Regions from separate parts of the Homo sapiens genome. Here regions 1, 2, 3 and 4 are each linked to region 5. A link is a contact called in ENCODE Hi-C or POLR2A ChIA-PET data. All regions are on one chromosome and are shown on one strand. The core of a region is the stretch at or near the end of the contact, and the rest is flanking DNA. Distances in the headings are between cores, read along the strand shown.

The links. Hi-C counts contacts between places; a loop is a spot of excess contacts on that map. ChIA-PET counts read pairs that join two places held with the same protein, here RNA polymerase II (POLR2A). Pooled maps may share reads with other maps.
Region 1: a loop to region 5 is called in a map of ascending aorta, with 4 times the contacts of the local background. The contact joins the enhancer-like site here to the promoter of HIPK2 in region 5. A Hi-C loop is called at or near these places in 1 of 168 maps with a recorded cell type or tissue (ascending aorta), 1 of 37 single-sample maps with no recorded cell type and 6 of 50 pooled maps. POLR2A ChIA-PET finds 5 or more read pairs at or near these places in 1 of 52 experiments (HCT116).
Region 2: a map of CD8-positive, alpha-beta T cell shows a loop between it and region 5 (7-fold over the local background). The contact joins the promoter of LUC7L2 here to the promoter of HIPK2 in region 5. A Hi-C loop is called at or near these places in 1 of 168 maps with a recorded cell type or tissue (CD8-positive, alpha-beta T cell), 2 of 37 single-sample maps with no recorded cell type and 15 of 50 pooled maps. POLR2A ChIA-PET finds 5 or more read pairs at or near these places in 2 of 52 experiments (Caco-2 and activated naive CD8-positive, alpha-beta T cell).
Region 3: a map with no recorded cell type shows a loop between it and region 5 (2.3-fold over the local background). The contact joins the enhancer-like site here to the promoter of HIPK2 in region 5. A Hi-C loop is called at or near these places in 7 of 168 maps with a recorded cell type or tissue (HCT116, IMR-90, MCF 10A and 4 more), 16 of 37 single-sample maps with no recorded cell type and 18 of 50 pooled maps. POLR2A ChIA-PET finds 5 or more read pairs at or near these places in 1 of 52 experiments (OCI-LY7).
Region 4: a pooled map shows a loop between it and region 5 (5-fold over the local background). The contact joins the enhancer-like site here to the promoter of HIPK2 in region 5. A Hi-C loop is called at or near these places in 3 of 37 single-sample maps with no recorded cell type and 9 of 50 pooled maps.

What each region holds. Positions count from the first base shown.
Region 1 is chr7:139,433,395-139,436,094 of GRCh38, forward strand. It overlaps a transcript of KLRG2 not described here. Among named protein-coding and RNA genes, the nearest start is that of KLRG2, 49 kb to the right of the region's middle. Within about 2 kb of position 1,342, at least 11 of the 41 ENCODE cell types and tissues checked have a DNase peak (open chromatin) inside an H3K27ac peak, as active enhancers do; they include ascending aorta, where a contact is called at or near this core.
Region 2 is chr7:139,358,459-139,361,158 of GRCh38, forward strand. It overlaps LUC7L2 (LUC7 like 2, pre-mRNA splicing factor), which reads left to right and starts at 1,436. Exons shown (of 10, transcript NM_016019.5): 1 at 1,436-1,864. The coding sequence starts at 1,804. The region is part of intron 2 of FMC1-LUC7L2 (FMC1-LUC7L2 readthrough); the gene reads left to right. RefSeq lists enhancers at 571-700, 1,421-1,470 and a silencer at 1,701-2,130.
Region 3 is chr7:139,488,937-139,491,636 of GRCh38, forward strand. No RefSeq gene overlaps it. Among named protein-coding and RNA genes, the nearest start is that of KLRG2, 6.6 kb to the left of the region's middle. Within about 2 kb of position 1,340, at least 2 of the 41 ENCODE cell types and tissues checked have a DNase peak (open chromatin) inside an H3K27ac peak, as active enhancers do.
Region 4 is chr7:140,208,926-140,211,625 of GRCh38, forward strand. It overlaps the pseudogene RNU6-797P. Among named protein-coding and RNA genes, the nearest start is that of KDM7A-DT, 33 kb to the left of the region's middle. RefSeq lists enhancers at 1,161-1,240, 1,863-2,700. Within about 2 kb of position 1,451, at least 7 of the 41 ENCODE cell types and tissues checked have a DNase peak (open chromatin) inside an H3K27ac peak, as active enhancers do.
Region 5 is chr7:139,776,748-139,779,447 of GRCh38, forward strand. It overlaps HIPK2 (homeodomain interacting protein kinase 2), which reads right to left and starts at 1,251. Exons shown (of 15, transcript NM_022740.5): 1 at 858-1,251. The coding sequence starts at 876. It also overlaps a transcript of TBXAS1 not described here. RefSeq lists silencers at 847-936, 1,367-1,596.

The DNA.
Region 1 (2,700 bases), core at 92-2,591, 340 kb before region 5:
GGCTCACCACAACCTCCACTTCCCGAGTTCAAGCGATTCTCCTGCCTCAGTCTCCCGAGTAGCTGGCATTACAGGCATGTGCCACCACACCCGGCTAATTTTGTATTTTTTAGTAGAGACGGGGTTTCTCCATGTTGGTCAGGCTGGTCTCGAACTCCCAACCTCAGGTGATCAGCCTGCCTTGGCCTCCCAAAGTGCTGGGATTACAGGCGTGAACCACTGCGCCCGGCCTTTTTTTTTTTTTTTTTTTGAGATGGAGTCTTGCTCTGTCACCCAGGCTGGAGTGCAGTGGCACATTCTCGCCTCACTGCCGAGAATGCAACCTCCACCTCCGGGGTTCAAGTTATTCTTCTGCCTCAGCCTCCTGAATAGCCGGGATTACAGGTGCCTGCAACTACACCAGGCTAATTTTTGTATTTTTAGTAGAGACAGGGTTTCAACCATGTTGGCCAGGCTGGTCTCGAACTCCTGACCTCAAGTGATCCCCCGCCTCGGCCTCCCAAAGTGCTGGGAGCACTTCAGTGTGAGCCACCGCGCCCAGCATCACGCCCAGCATCACGTGCGTTTTTTAACCTCACAGGCGATTCCAGCCAGCACCTGTCCCTGGGGAGCCCTGAGCCTGTGGTACTTGGCCCTGAGGCTGGGAGGAGCTGAAAGGCTCCTGATGTCCCAGACACAGGATGTTTGCTGTGAGGAGCTTGGAAGTTAAAATAGAGTATGTTCTCAGACTGCCAGGTTAATTTGCAGTTGGAATAAGAAGCAAGCCGTGAGAATCACTAAAGTGTTTCTAAGATTTTTATTGCTTGTCAAGTACATCCTTTAGGGCTCCGCGTCTAAATATTTAAGATTCCAGCTTTGCTCTTATCAGAGCTCAAATGTGGCCACAGTTCTCCCACCCTTTGCCTGGTCATAATTCAGAACCAACTTATCACCATGGTTTGTTCTCATTCTCCTTCTCTTACTCCCAACCAGTGACACCCGGGCTTCTGCTTACAGCTGGAGGCACTGGCCACCTACCTTCCTTCCTTGGCTGGGAGCATCAACAGCCAAGCCCCTTTACACGGCAGTCATCTTGATGAGTTGCTGGGGCCAAAGCCTGCCCTCCCTCCCTCTGTAAGCAGTATGGATTCCTTGTGGCCTTCTGAGCCTTCTCCTTGCTACTCAAGAGTTTCCAAATCAAAAGACTTGCAGCCTGTTCCTGTTTTTTAAAAGTATTTATAAAAGCTGAATGTCAATTTTCTACTTAGAGTTATAAATAGAAGCAGATGCTCTGGTTTGTTGATCAGCACGCTGTGTTCTTACAGGGGAAGTCAAAGAATCCGAAGTGTGCTTGGAGCATAGAACTAGCGCAAGAGGGCGCTAGTGAGGCGGTGCGGCGCGGGCGGCCAGGAGCTAGGGTTTGAAAACAGACTTCGGTTTGAGCCCTGAATCTGCCACTTAGAAGCTGTGTGCCCTTGGGAAGCGATAATAATACATTTACCAAAGTCAGACTAGATAACCCCAGCACTGAGGAGTTATCCACATCATCTCTTCGTCCTTCACAACAATAAATCTATAAGCTAGAAGTTACCATCTCCAGACTTACAGATGAGATTGCTGAGGCTTAAAAAAGTCAAAAAGGTACTCAAGGTATCATGATAGGGCCTGGGGGAGTTGAATGTAGTTTAGATTAACCCCAGGACCTACTACTTTATTTTTATTGCGTTTATTCAAAGGCAAAACCTGTAAGAGATGCCTAAAAATGATAATGGCTACCTTTCTTAAAAAAACTTTATTGAGATTTAATTTTCCCACAATAAAATTCACCAATTTCGGCTGGGCGCAGTGGCTCACGCCTGTAATCCCAGCACTTTGGGAGGCCGAGGGGAGTGGATCACTTGAGGTCAGGAGTTCGAGACCAGCCTGGCCAACATGGTGAAGCCCCATCTCTACCAAAAACACAAAAAATTAGCCGGCATGGTGGCAGGCACCTGTAATCCCAGCTATTCGGGAGGGTGAGGCAGGAGAATCGCTTGAACCCTGAAGGTAGAGGTTGCAGTGAGCCAAGATTGTGCCACTGCACTCCAGCCTGGGTGACAGAGCGAGACTCCGTCTCAAAAAAAAATCACCAATTTTAAGCATACAGTAAGTTGACAAATGTATCCCACCACTGCAATCATGATATAGAATAGTTCCATCTCCCCACAAATTCTCTCCTGGCCTCTCCCAATCCTCTCCTCAAACCTCTGGCCCCGGCAACCACTGATCTCTCTAGCATGAGCTTTATCTTCTCTAGAACTTTATATAAATGGAGTTATTGGCATACAGACTTTCATGCCGACTTCCTTCCCTTAACACGATGCTGCTGAGACTCACCCGTGCTGTGTGCATCAGCACATCCCACCTTTTCACATTGAGTAGAATCCATTGTAAGGGTGCCCCGCCGCTTACCCACTTAAAGTCATGTGTTTATTTGCTTTTTGTGTATCTTTTTGGTGAAGTGTCTATTCAGATCTTATATAGGGCCTGTAATTTTTTTTTTTTTTGAGATAGGGTCTTGCTCTGTCACCCAGGCTGGAGTGCAATGGCACAATCTTGGCTCATTGCAACCTCCACCTCCCATGTTCAAGTGATTCTCCTGTCTCAGCCTCCCAAGTAGCTGGGATTACAGGTATGCACCACCATACCCGGCTAATTTGTGTATTTTTTAGTAGAGACAGG
Region 2 (2,700 bases), core at 186-2,685, 420 kb before region 5:
TTCTTAAACATTTGATTTTATTAACTCATTCTTCTTACAGTTTTAAATTTCTTTTTAGGCGATGAATATACAGTGTTAATGGAACACAAATCTCTATTATGTCCTTTCAAAGTATCTAGAAAGTGCCTGTCTTCTTAAACATTTGGTTTTATTAACTCATTCATTTTTCTTACAGTTTTAGATTTCTTTTTAAGCAACCTTTCTTCCTGCACACTGACCTATGTCTTACTTAAGGAATTTTTTTTTTTAGAAGTCTCGCTCTGTCGCGCAGGTTGCAGCGCAGTGGCGTCATCTCGACTCACTGCAACCTCCGTCTCCCGGGTTCAAACGATTCTCCTGCCTCAGCCTCCCGAGTAGCTGGGGAGGCGCCCGCCATCACGCCCGGCTAATTTTTATATTTTTAGTAGAGACAGGGTTTCACCATGTTGGCCAGGCTGATCTTGAACTCCTGACCTCAGGCAATCCACCTCCCTTGGCCTCCCAAAGTGCGGGGTTTACAGGCGTGAGCCACCGCGCCCGGCAAGGAATTAATATTTTACTAAAACAGTTTTTAGAAACACCAGGGAAAGGCTCAGGGCTAAGTATTTTATTCCAGTTTGTTCTAACAGCCACGCCATAGCAGACGTGTGACCACCTCCACCAGCCCTACGAGGGGTAGAACTGAAGCCAAGGCCCCAGTCACGGGCCGGGCTTCAGAATCCAGGCTTCCCTGCGGCCAGCGCCGCTGGCTCCCTGCTCCCCGAGATCGCCTCCCCAGTAGCTGAGAATACGCTGAGTTTTTATGGTTTCACATTCAGACTAAGCCGCCCGCGACCTTGTAGGTAAAGATGAATCCGAATGGGTCGGCGCGCCTGTTTCCTAGGGTACTGCTTTCGGGCGCTTTCTCCTGAAGTTGACACTTCCCAGCCGAGGAGCCTTAAAGCCCCACGCAGCGGAAGGAACGCGGCCCCGGCGGCGGCGAGACAGGCCTGCTCCCGGCCGGGAAAGGCGCACGAGAACCAGGACGCGTCCACGCCACTCGGGGCGGGCGTTCGCCCCGAGCACGCCCACCTCAGACGCCAAGGAGGCTGACCGCAGTCCGGTCGACGATGGGCATGGTCTCTACTTACTTTCCGCCCAGGCTAACCTCTAGCGCATTTTGCTAATTTGGGTCTGAATCGCCATCACCGCGGGCAGCGCAGCCTTAGCCGCCAGCCCTACAGCCGGGAGGGAATGTAATGTAAGGTTTGGCGCCTCGGGGCGGATCCGGCTTGCACAGTCAGTTAAGGAACCAGAGTATCGCGAGATCCGGGGTAAAGGGGCGGGAGGAGCGCGCGTGCACGCGCCCAGAGCCGTTAGGGTGGAACTCCACTCGGGCGGGGCGGGCGGAGTGATACAGCTGGACGCCAGTTGGTGGAGCCCCCGCGGGAAACGACTGAGCGCGAGGAGCGTGCGCGCTCCCGTCGTGGCGACGGTGGCGGCGAGCGGCGTCAGAGCTTGAGGGGGGGTTGACGGCTTCTGGCGGGTGGCGGTGTTGAAGGCGAGAGCTTGCTTGGCCCGTGTCGCTTCTGTCCCAAGAACCGGACGGAGAGTGAGGGCACGAGGGTCGCTGTCGGGGGCTGTCGTCTTCCACGTACACGTCGTCGTGAGGAGCGCAGTCCGGACTCTTCCCGCAACCCCTCCGGCTCCCTTTCCGCACGCCTCGAGGCGGCGGCGGCCACCGAGACAGCAGCGCACCTTCCCCCATCCCTTCCCCTTATCCCCCAGCCCAAAAGGGCCCGGTCTGCGCCCCACCCCCGCCCGTCCGCCCGCTACGCCGCCGCCATGTCGGCGCAGGCCCAGATGCGCGCGATGCTGGACCAGTTGATGGGCACCTCCCGGGACGGTAAGTCTCTGCCAGGGCCCTGGGGGTGGGGGAGGGGACGGGGACGGCGAAGGGAAGGGGTTCCGAGGGCGCACCTGGGCGCGCGCGTGTGGCTGAGTAAGGGGCTCCCAGATTGGTAACACGAGGTCCCCGTCCCCCGTCCCATCCAATCAGGGCTCGGCAGGCGGGCAGGGGGGGCGGTGACCATGCGGATTGGCGGGAACTGCTGCCAATGGGGTGAGGCGGGGCCTGGAGGCAGAAAGGAGAGTTTGTGCTTTTAATGTTGACTTGGCTGAGACGGGAGAGCCCGCGTCTCTGTTGCGTAGTTGGGGGGCCCGTTTTGTCGCTGGTTAGGTACCTGCGGAAAGCTAAGGCCTCCACCCCCGATATAATTCCTTAACCCAGAGCTTTGGGATCATCCCTCGCCGCCGTCCTCCAGAGTACCTAGAGAGAAGCTTCCCCCTCCTCTTCCTGGGTCAGGAGGAAACCTTTATTACTAACCCAGTCTCAGAGATGCACCCTCGAGCCCCACAGAAACAACCATTTTTATGGAAAATCTGACCCAAACCATGGTTTCTTAAGTGGGTGTGTTTGGCCCCATTTTGTGAGAAGGAACATGTTATGGCCTGTTTTTCCGAGAGACCTCCATTTTGTTAGACAATTTAATAGAGGCTTTGTTCAGTAAATATTGACAAATGTTGCATGTCCCTAACAGAACGATTTTGAAAATTTGGTACCCAGTGAAGTAGAATAGAGGAGAACAAAGATCCTTTCAGGCGTTTAGTTTAGAATCTGTATAGAGAGCCCTTAATTGCTGGATTATCCTTTGTCATAAAGAGAATTTCTAAATAAAATGA
Region 3 (2,700 bases), core at 90-2,589, 290 kb before region 5:
AAGCATAAATTAAATTGCAGCTTAATTCCCCAGAGAGGAGGCAAACATTCCCACTCCTGGTTCTTGGCTGATGTCATCCCCGTGGCATCTTGGGCCCCTCTAGGGGCCCTGGAGACACAGATGAGGAAGGAGAGGGGTTTCCGCACAGCCAGCTCCCTGGCACAGCCCATCCCCAGCTCACATTCCACCTGCTCAGAGGCTCAGAGGGTACCCAAGCCAGTGTGACATCCCCTCACACCGCCTAAGCCCCCACCTTGGTCTCTCACCTGTCAGCTGTCTTCCTAGCATTCTCCACAGTCTGTGGTCAGCACGTGCACATGGTTGTTCACCCTTTAATGCTTGTCTCTGGCCCCCTAGAAATCCTCACTGCATCCCCAGATCAGTATCTGACACGCCATCCCTGGTTCTTGACTGACATCTCCGCCAGGAGCTTAGTGAATATTTATTAAATAAATTATGCTGAATGGGGCATTGTGCAGAGTGCTTCACACACCTGGTCTCTCTTCCCCCCCTCAATCTTTGGTTGACACATTTTTAAACATTAAGAAAAATGGAAAGAATAAATGGTGATCACGTGAACGCCCTCCACCTTGATTCAACAGTTAGCATTTCACACATCGTTCTTGTCCTTCTCTCCACCTCTGTGCAAACATTCTCTCTGTTGTTATGGAACCATCTGAGTGTGAGCTGCCGACCTCGTGAAGCCTCACCCTTCAATATTTCAGCGTGCATCTGCGAAGAATACACGTGTTTTCCATAAGTACAACGCCATTCTCACACCAAAGAAATGAACAATAACGCCGAGCCAGGTGATATTTTGGAGACCAAATTTAAATTTTTCTAATTTTTTTTCCAACCAGGTTCCCATCAGGGTTCAAGCATGACATTTGGCTGTTGGGTCCATTTACTCTTCATAATAACTAAAATCCCTACTTCACAGGTGAGGAAACTGAGATTCAGAGAGGTTGAGGAGCTAGTGTAGGGGTGCACGGCTCCTAAGTGGGAAAGCCAGCATGTCATTGGGCAGCTCCGGCTCCCAAACACATCTTTTCTCCCCTTTTGCTGCTTTATGCTCCCCTAGTCCTCCTGGTTCCCCGAATGTTTCATCCCCAGTCTCCCGCTGATTGAGTCCATGCAGGTCATGGGCTGGGGCAGAGGTATAGATGTTGCTCCCGTTACTAACAGACTAGGCCTCACTTTCCAGTTCCTTCAGCCACACCGCACCCCTGACCCCCATCCCCTGTAACTTTCTGAGACATCAGCCATCCAATGGGAGTGACGAGGCAGCCTCATTTTAGTGGAGGATCCACCTGCAGCTGGGCGAGGCAGAGGAGAGAGAGCTAGGCAGCTCTAGGGGAGGAACAAAAGGTAGCTTTAGGTCAAGAGTGTGGGTAAGGCAGGGACTGAGAAAACATTCCACCTGAATACACACAAGCTTATCCCGGGAGAATTGGAGAAGAGCCATGGCCAGCAGGAAAACAGCTCCCTGAGACATCTGTGTGTTGAAACAAAGGCCCTCCCTTGAGGTGGAGGTTGCAGTGAGCTGAGATCACGCCATTGCACTCCAGCCTGGGCAACAAGAGGGAAACTCCATCTCAAAAAAAAAAAAAAAAAAAGGAACATGAGGTCAGGAGTTTGAGACCAGCCTGACCAACATGGTGAAACCCCATCTCTACTAAAAATACAAAAATTAGCCAGGCTTGGTGGCACGCACCTGTAATCTCAGCTACTTGGGAGGCTGGGGCAGGAGAATCACTTGAACCCAGGAGGCGGAGGTTGCAGTGAGCTGAGATTATGCCATTGCACTTGAGCCTGGGCAACAAGAGCGAAACTCCGTCTCAAAAACAAACAAACAAAAAAACAAAACACACACACAAAAAAACTGGATCATGAGATCAGGAGTTTGAGACCAGCCTGACCAACATGGTGAAACTCCGTCTCTACTAAAAATACAAAAATTGGCTGGGCGTGGTGGCAGGCGCCTATAATCTCAGCCACTCAGGAAGCTGAGGCAGGAGAATCGCTTGAACCCGGGAGGTGGAGTTTGCAGTGAGCTGAGATTGTGGCACTGCACTCCAGCCTGGGTGACAGAGTGAGACTCCGTCTCAAAAGAAAAAACAAAACAAAACAAAACCCTCCCTTTTAGAAGCTCCATCCCCAGAATCCTTTCCTGTCCAATGCAGCACTTGTGGGATTGTAATGGTGTGGATAGACAGCTGTGGCTCAGGGATATGGGGGGCAGACCTAGCTCTCCTCTGCATTAGTGTCCCCAGCGTTAGCTGACTTTGTCGAGTCTGGGGTTCAATACTTGGAAAGACCTAGATGGGAGCAGGTAGAAGGACCAGGAGACCTGGGGGAGCAATGGAGTAGGGCTGGGCTTGGATATGTGAGACCAGGAAAAGCACTTCCTTGCATCACAGGTGTGTAACAGACTTTTCCTGCCAGGCTGTGTGGGACTCCTGTCACCAGAGACTGAGGGTAGCAAAGGGAGGAGGTACAAGTGCCCAGGAGCACCTTGGTGAAGAGGTCCCAGATTTAAGGATAATAGTATCTTCTTCCCCTCTGAACTAAATCAGCCCATTATGAATGAGATTTGCTAGTCCAAGAGTCTTGAGGCCTAAGTATCCCCCAAATCAAACAGGCCTTGCAAAAATCTAATCAAAGGCCTAGAATACACCACCAGAAAGTCATGACTAAATG
Region 4 (2,700 bases), core at 201-2,700, 430 kb after region 5:
GGAAGGGGGATGAGCAGATAGGCGGGGTCAAAGCTGCAGGCCCTCTGAGTGGGCTCCCTGGTTCCAGAAGCAGGGAGCCAGTGCAGAGAGGGTGGGAAAAGAAGTCAGACTCTTTTACCGCCAGATTCACTTCTTTCTCCATGTGAACACTGCGTGGACTTCCAGAAGCATTGATCCTCTGCACTAGCATCCCCAGATTTAGGGACAAATAGATTTCTTGAGTTCCCAGAGGAAACAGATTCTGAGATGAGACTGGATGCAGAGCATGGCCCCAGGATCTGTCACTGATGGGGAGTGAAGGGAACAGGTGGGGCAGAGGGAGGAGCCTCAGTCGATCCCAGGATCCCACAGGGAGCTCTGGAGCTGGGATGGCCCTTCAGAGCTGCCCTGAATTGGAGCTAGGGGACCACACCTGGGCATTGACCAGTCCTTAACATGGGCTGCCCTGGGGGAAAGGGGTGACCTTGAACAAGGAGGGCAATTCCTGGAAAGGGACTCAACTAAGAGCAGCCATCAGCCACCCATGTCTCCAGCAGCTGGGGGAAGGAGCACCCACAGAACCCAGTACTAAGGATGGGTTATTTACATAACAAAGGATCAGTGGTTCTGTTTTCATTTTGTTTCACATTATTTTAATTTTTTAATGGAATGCTTCATGAATTTGCATGTCATCCTTGCACAGGGGCCATGCTAATCTTCTCTGTATCATTCCAATTTTTTAGTGTATGTGCTGTCAAAGCAAGCACTTGTTTCACGTTAGATGATAAAGGTGTTGAGGGAAAGACTTGCTCTTCCAACTGTATGTATCCCCCACAATGCACTTGCTCTTGATAAAATCAGGGCCTCCCCAGACAGGATTACCAGTTACACCTGTAATGCCCATATCTAACGTCCTAGCTGGCACAGGGATGCCGGCATAATAAACGGGGCTGCAGAGGAGCGTCATCCTGGCTTGGGATTCCTCGTCTTTCTAGATTGCTGAAAATGAGGAGCTGAGGGCCACGGAGCACTCAGAATCCCCACCAACTGCTGACCCAGAACCTTTAGCACAGTGGGTCTCAGAGAGTGTCTTACTAGCTTGAGACGTTAGGCTTCAGCAAAGCGGCACAGGTGCGGGCGAAGGCAACCTGGAGCTGTGGCTCTGCACGGGCCCTCGCCTGGCCAAGGCAAGGGACAGGACAAGAGCAGGAAGGAAAGAGTATCAGAGGTCAGTGTATCCATCCAAGGGCTCAACCTGGCCAGGGGACAAGGCAGAGGAGCCAGGCAGGCCCTGCTGCTCAGCACAGCTGCAATGCCACCTGAGATGAGGTGTGACAAAGGTGCCTGTCACTGTCCCTCCTCCTGTTCTATTCTAAGGGTCTCTGTGCCAGTTGTCAGTTCCTTACTGTAGTTGAAGCGAGGTGCACTCCCTTTCACTCTGGGTGCTACTTTCTTGGCTGAGAAAAAACAAGCTGCAGCCCAAGCCGCCCTGCTATGTGAGAAAGAGAAGTGAAACAGGCTGTGGGCTGGGCAACAGGAGGCTGACTGCAAGCGACCTGCAGATGCCGAGCCTTTGCTGGTTTACTCCGGCAGCACAACAGCATACGAAGAAAACCAAAGTGGCTCTCTCATTAGCCAGTTCCTGGAAGAGGAACGGTTCCATTTCTACAACCATTCAAGCAGCAGGGATTTATTGAAACCGATCCACGCTCAGGTCCCAGCGGACACAGTCCCTGCCTGAAAGGCACTAGAGCCTAGTTAGGGAGAGTAGAGTAACTCACCTGAAAAAAACAGCAAATGGACCTGACCTGTATAATTAGGGACTAAATTACGTGAGCCAGTCTCAAGGCGCAGTCCGTCAGGGAAGAACTCACCATGAAGACCGCCGAAGATCACGAAAAGGAGGCCAGAAGTGAGGAAAGGCTCCAGAGGCCAGGAGAGGGCATGGGGTAGCGGGGCATGAAACTGCAGGAACAGAAGCCTGGAGGCAGAGATGATAATGAGGAAATGGGCCTCACTAGACCCTGCACCCGAGCCAGGCGCATGGGTCGAGGCTGCCTCGAGAAGCCCCCTCAGCGTGGTTGCCACATAAAAGAAAAGATGCTCAGTTCAATTTGAATTTCAGCTAATCCGTAAACAATATTTACCATAGGTATGCCCCAAACAGTGCAAGACTTTTTTCTAAAACATCTGACTGAGCATGGTGGCTCATGCGTGAAATTCCAACACTTTGGGAGGACCGAGGCAGGAGGATCGGTTGAGTCCAGGAGTTTGAGACCAGCCTGGGTAACATGGTGAGACCCTAACTCTACAAAAAATACAAAAATTAGGTGGGCATGGTGGCACATGCTGGTAGTCCCAGCTACTCAGGACACTGAGGTGGGAGAATCGTTTGAGCCCAGGAGATCGAGGCTGCAGTGAGCCGTGATTGCACCATCACACTCCAGCCTGGGCAACAGAGTGAGACTCTGTCTAAAAAAGAAATAAAATAGGCAGGGCGCAGTGGCTCACACCTGTAATCCCAGCACTTTGGGAAGCCAAGGTGAGCAGATCACCTGAGGCCAAGAGTTCAAGACCATCCTGGCCAACATGGCAAAACCCTGTTTCTACTAAAAATATAAAAATTAGCCAGGCACGGTAGCACATGCCTGTGATCCCAGCTACTAGGGAGGCTGAGGCAGGAGAATTGCTTGAACCCAGTGGGCAGAGGTTGCAGTGAGC
Region 5 (2,700 bases), core at 1-2,500:
ACACATCGAAGTGTAAAAACTTAGTTGATTCTGGGTTGCTTTCTGGCTGGAAGCTGACAGAACGGACTGAAGAGAAACGAAAGACAGTGTGCGAGGCAGACCTACTGCTTTTCTGCCTTGCGTTCTTTTCTTTCTTGCTAAAGGCAGTCAAATGGGGAAAAATACCCCGATGCCAGGTGAAGGTGCACAACACAGATCGACCCAGACCGAGCCAGAAAAACGTCTCCGCCGCTCCCCCGGCTGGAAAACCCAAAGTCCACGTCCCCTTCCACACGCTAATGAGGGGAGATTTTCGCCTATTTCATTGTTCTGCCTGGCTCTGACATGGACTTTTCATCTCTCTCCTCTCTCCCCACCTAGCCCCGTGCATTCCGATTCCACAGCCCCCCCAAAATCGGAGGCTCGCGGAGAATAAAGGAGCGTGGGGTGGGCGCGGAAAGAAATGGGAAGGGGCGCGGGGCGGAGAGCGAAGTGGAAAGGAGGTGCTCCGAAAGGTAATGTGGGGGGGCGGTGGAAGCTAAGCCGCATCACCTTCATTTATCGCAAATAAATAAAAAGCACAGTCACCGGTCCGCCTTCCCCGGCGTCCCTGCCCTCCCCGGGCAGCCGCCCACCCTCGCACACGCCCCCTCCCCTCCTGCGCCCCCGGCCCCTCTCCCCGCCCTGGAAGCAAGACCCTGCCGGCGCCGGGTCCCGGTCATCTTCCGGGCGAGGGAGGGGGTCGCGGCCCCCTCGGGCCCCGGGTGGGGGCTGGGGCAGGCGCCGGGGGCTGCGGGCGCGGGGCCGCGGGCAGAACAAAGCTGCGGGGGCCGCGGAGGGCGGCGGGCGCGGGGTCGGCGGGGCCGGGCGCCCCTTACCTTCGTACACGGGGGCCATCGGGGCCGGGGTGTCCGCGGTTCATGGCAACGGGGACGGGAAAGCGGCGCGCGAGCTCGGCCCCCCCAGCCTCAGTCGGAATCTGCCATCTTGAGCCTGTGTCTCCGCTCTCGGCGCAGCCGAGGCCGCCCGCGCCCGCATCACCGCCTCCCGTGGCCGGCGCCGGGGGAGGGGGCCGGGCGCGCCGCCGCCGCCGCCGCCGCCGCTGCCGCCCGGGCCCGGCGCGGGGGGCTCGGGGCTCGGGGCTCGGGGCGGCCGGGCGGGCGGAGCGGCCGAGGCCGAGGCGCCGAGCGGCCGCGGCCCCCGAGCGGATCCGCGGAGGGGCGGGAGCCGGGGGCAGCGCGCGGCCAGGGCCGGCGGGGCTCAGCTCAGCATGGCTGGGCGCGGGGGCTCCGCAAAAGTTGCTGGCGGAGGGGGGCGGCGGGCGGGGGCGGGGGCGGGGCGCGGGGCCGGGAGAGCCACAGGGAGTCCGCGCGCAATCGAGCGCCGATGGCACGGATGCGAGGCGGGGAAGGCCGAACCGAAGGGCAGAGCCGCGCCGGCGGCCCGAGGGGACCGCGCTGGGAGGGGCTGCCGCGCAGCGCGGGGGGACTGGGCGCAGGGCGGGCCCCGGGTAGTGGGTGAGAGGGCCGGCCTGGACCCGGCGGGCGCACGGCTCCGAGCCCAGCGCAGCCGAGCCGGTCTGCAGAGGGGCCCCCAGAACTTTGTGTGTGTGTGTGCACGCGCGCGCGTGTGTGCCCAGGTGCGAGGGTTCGCGCGTGTGCTGGCGGGGAGGGAACCGACCCGAAAGAGAGCCCCACGCTGGCAAAGTGGCTCGCCCATCTCACAGCCGGTTGGCGCTCGCGGAGGTAGGAGTGGAATGAATGAATGAAGGAGTGGGCGCGCGCCGTGCTCCGGAGGAGGGCGGGTGAGTGGAGGAGCTTCGGAAAGCCACACGAGGTCAGAGGCACCGAAGCCCTGCCGTGCACGCCGCGGAAATGCAGCCCCCGGGGTGGTCGCTGGGTTCCTGCCGGAGTCTGGCTTCCACGCCACCCTGATCTTCTCCTCCTCGCGTCTACACTGTCCCGAGGGCCGCCACTCCATCACTTGAATGGGAGCTCACAACTCTCTGGGTCCTCGCTTTTCTCAGCGCTCTCTCCTATCAGGGCTTCCGCTAAACACTCTCCAGACTCTCCCCAGCCGGGAGCCTCTCCAGGTTTGCTTCTCCAGCTGCCTCCCGGATGCTTGGATAGGATGCCCTGCCATCCCCTCCAACTTAGGAAGACTTGTTGAGTCTCCTCTTAGGCACTGTTTTTAAAACTGTGGGTCGTGACACAGTAATAGATCATAAAATAAATGCAGCGGAAGGCAACCAGCTTTCAAAAAGAACGAAATGGAATCCAATAGAAAATATTAGAGTCCATTGCCCTTAGTAAGGGCAACTATTGTTTCATAAACCTTTTGTTTCGATTATAGGTACTGGACAAGTGTACTGGACCATGATGTCAATTTTATTTCCGTCTGTGAATCGTGGGTTTAAAAAAGTTGAAAAGCTATCTGTGTAAAATAATGATCTCTAACACTGTATAACTTTCTTAAAAACAACCTCGTGATTTTCTCACTACTTCTTATCCTTTCCGGTCTCCATCCTCCGTTCCCATCCTTCAGTCCTTCCCAAAAAAGGCAAGCTCTTTCACACTTTTTTAGTGGTACATCACGACACCTTCCTCTGTGTGATCTTGTACTCTGCGGTCTTCCTTGCCCCCATAATCAATGCTACACTTCCTATCCCTTCTCTTAACCTAATGCCATTCACGTTTGCAGAATCCTAGACTACTGTTGCTA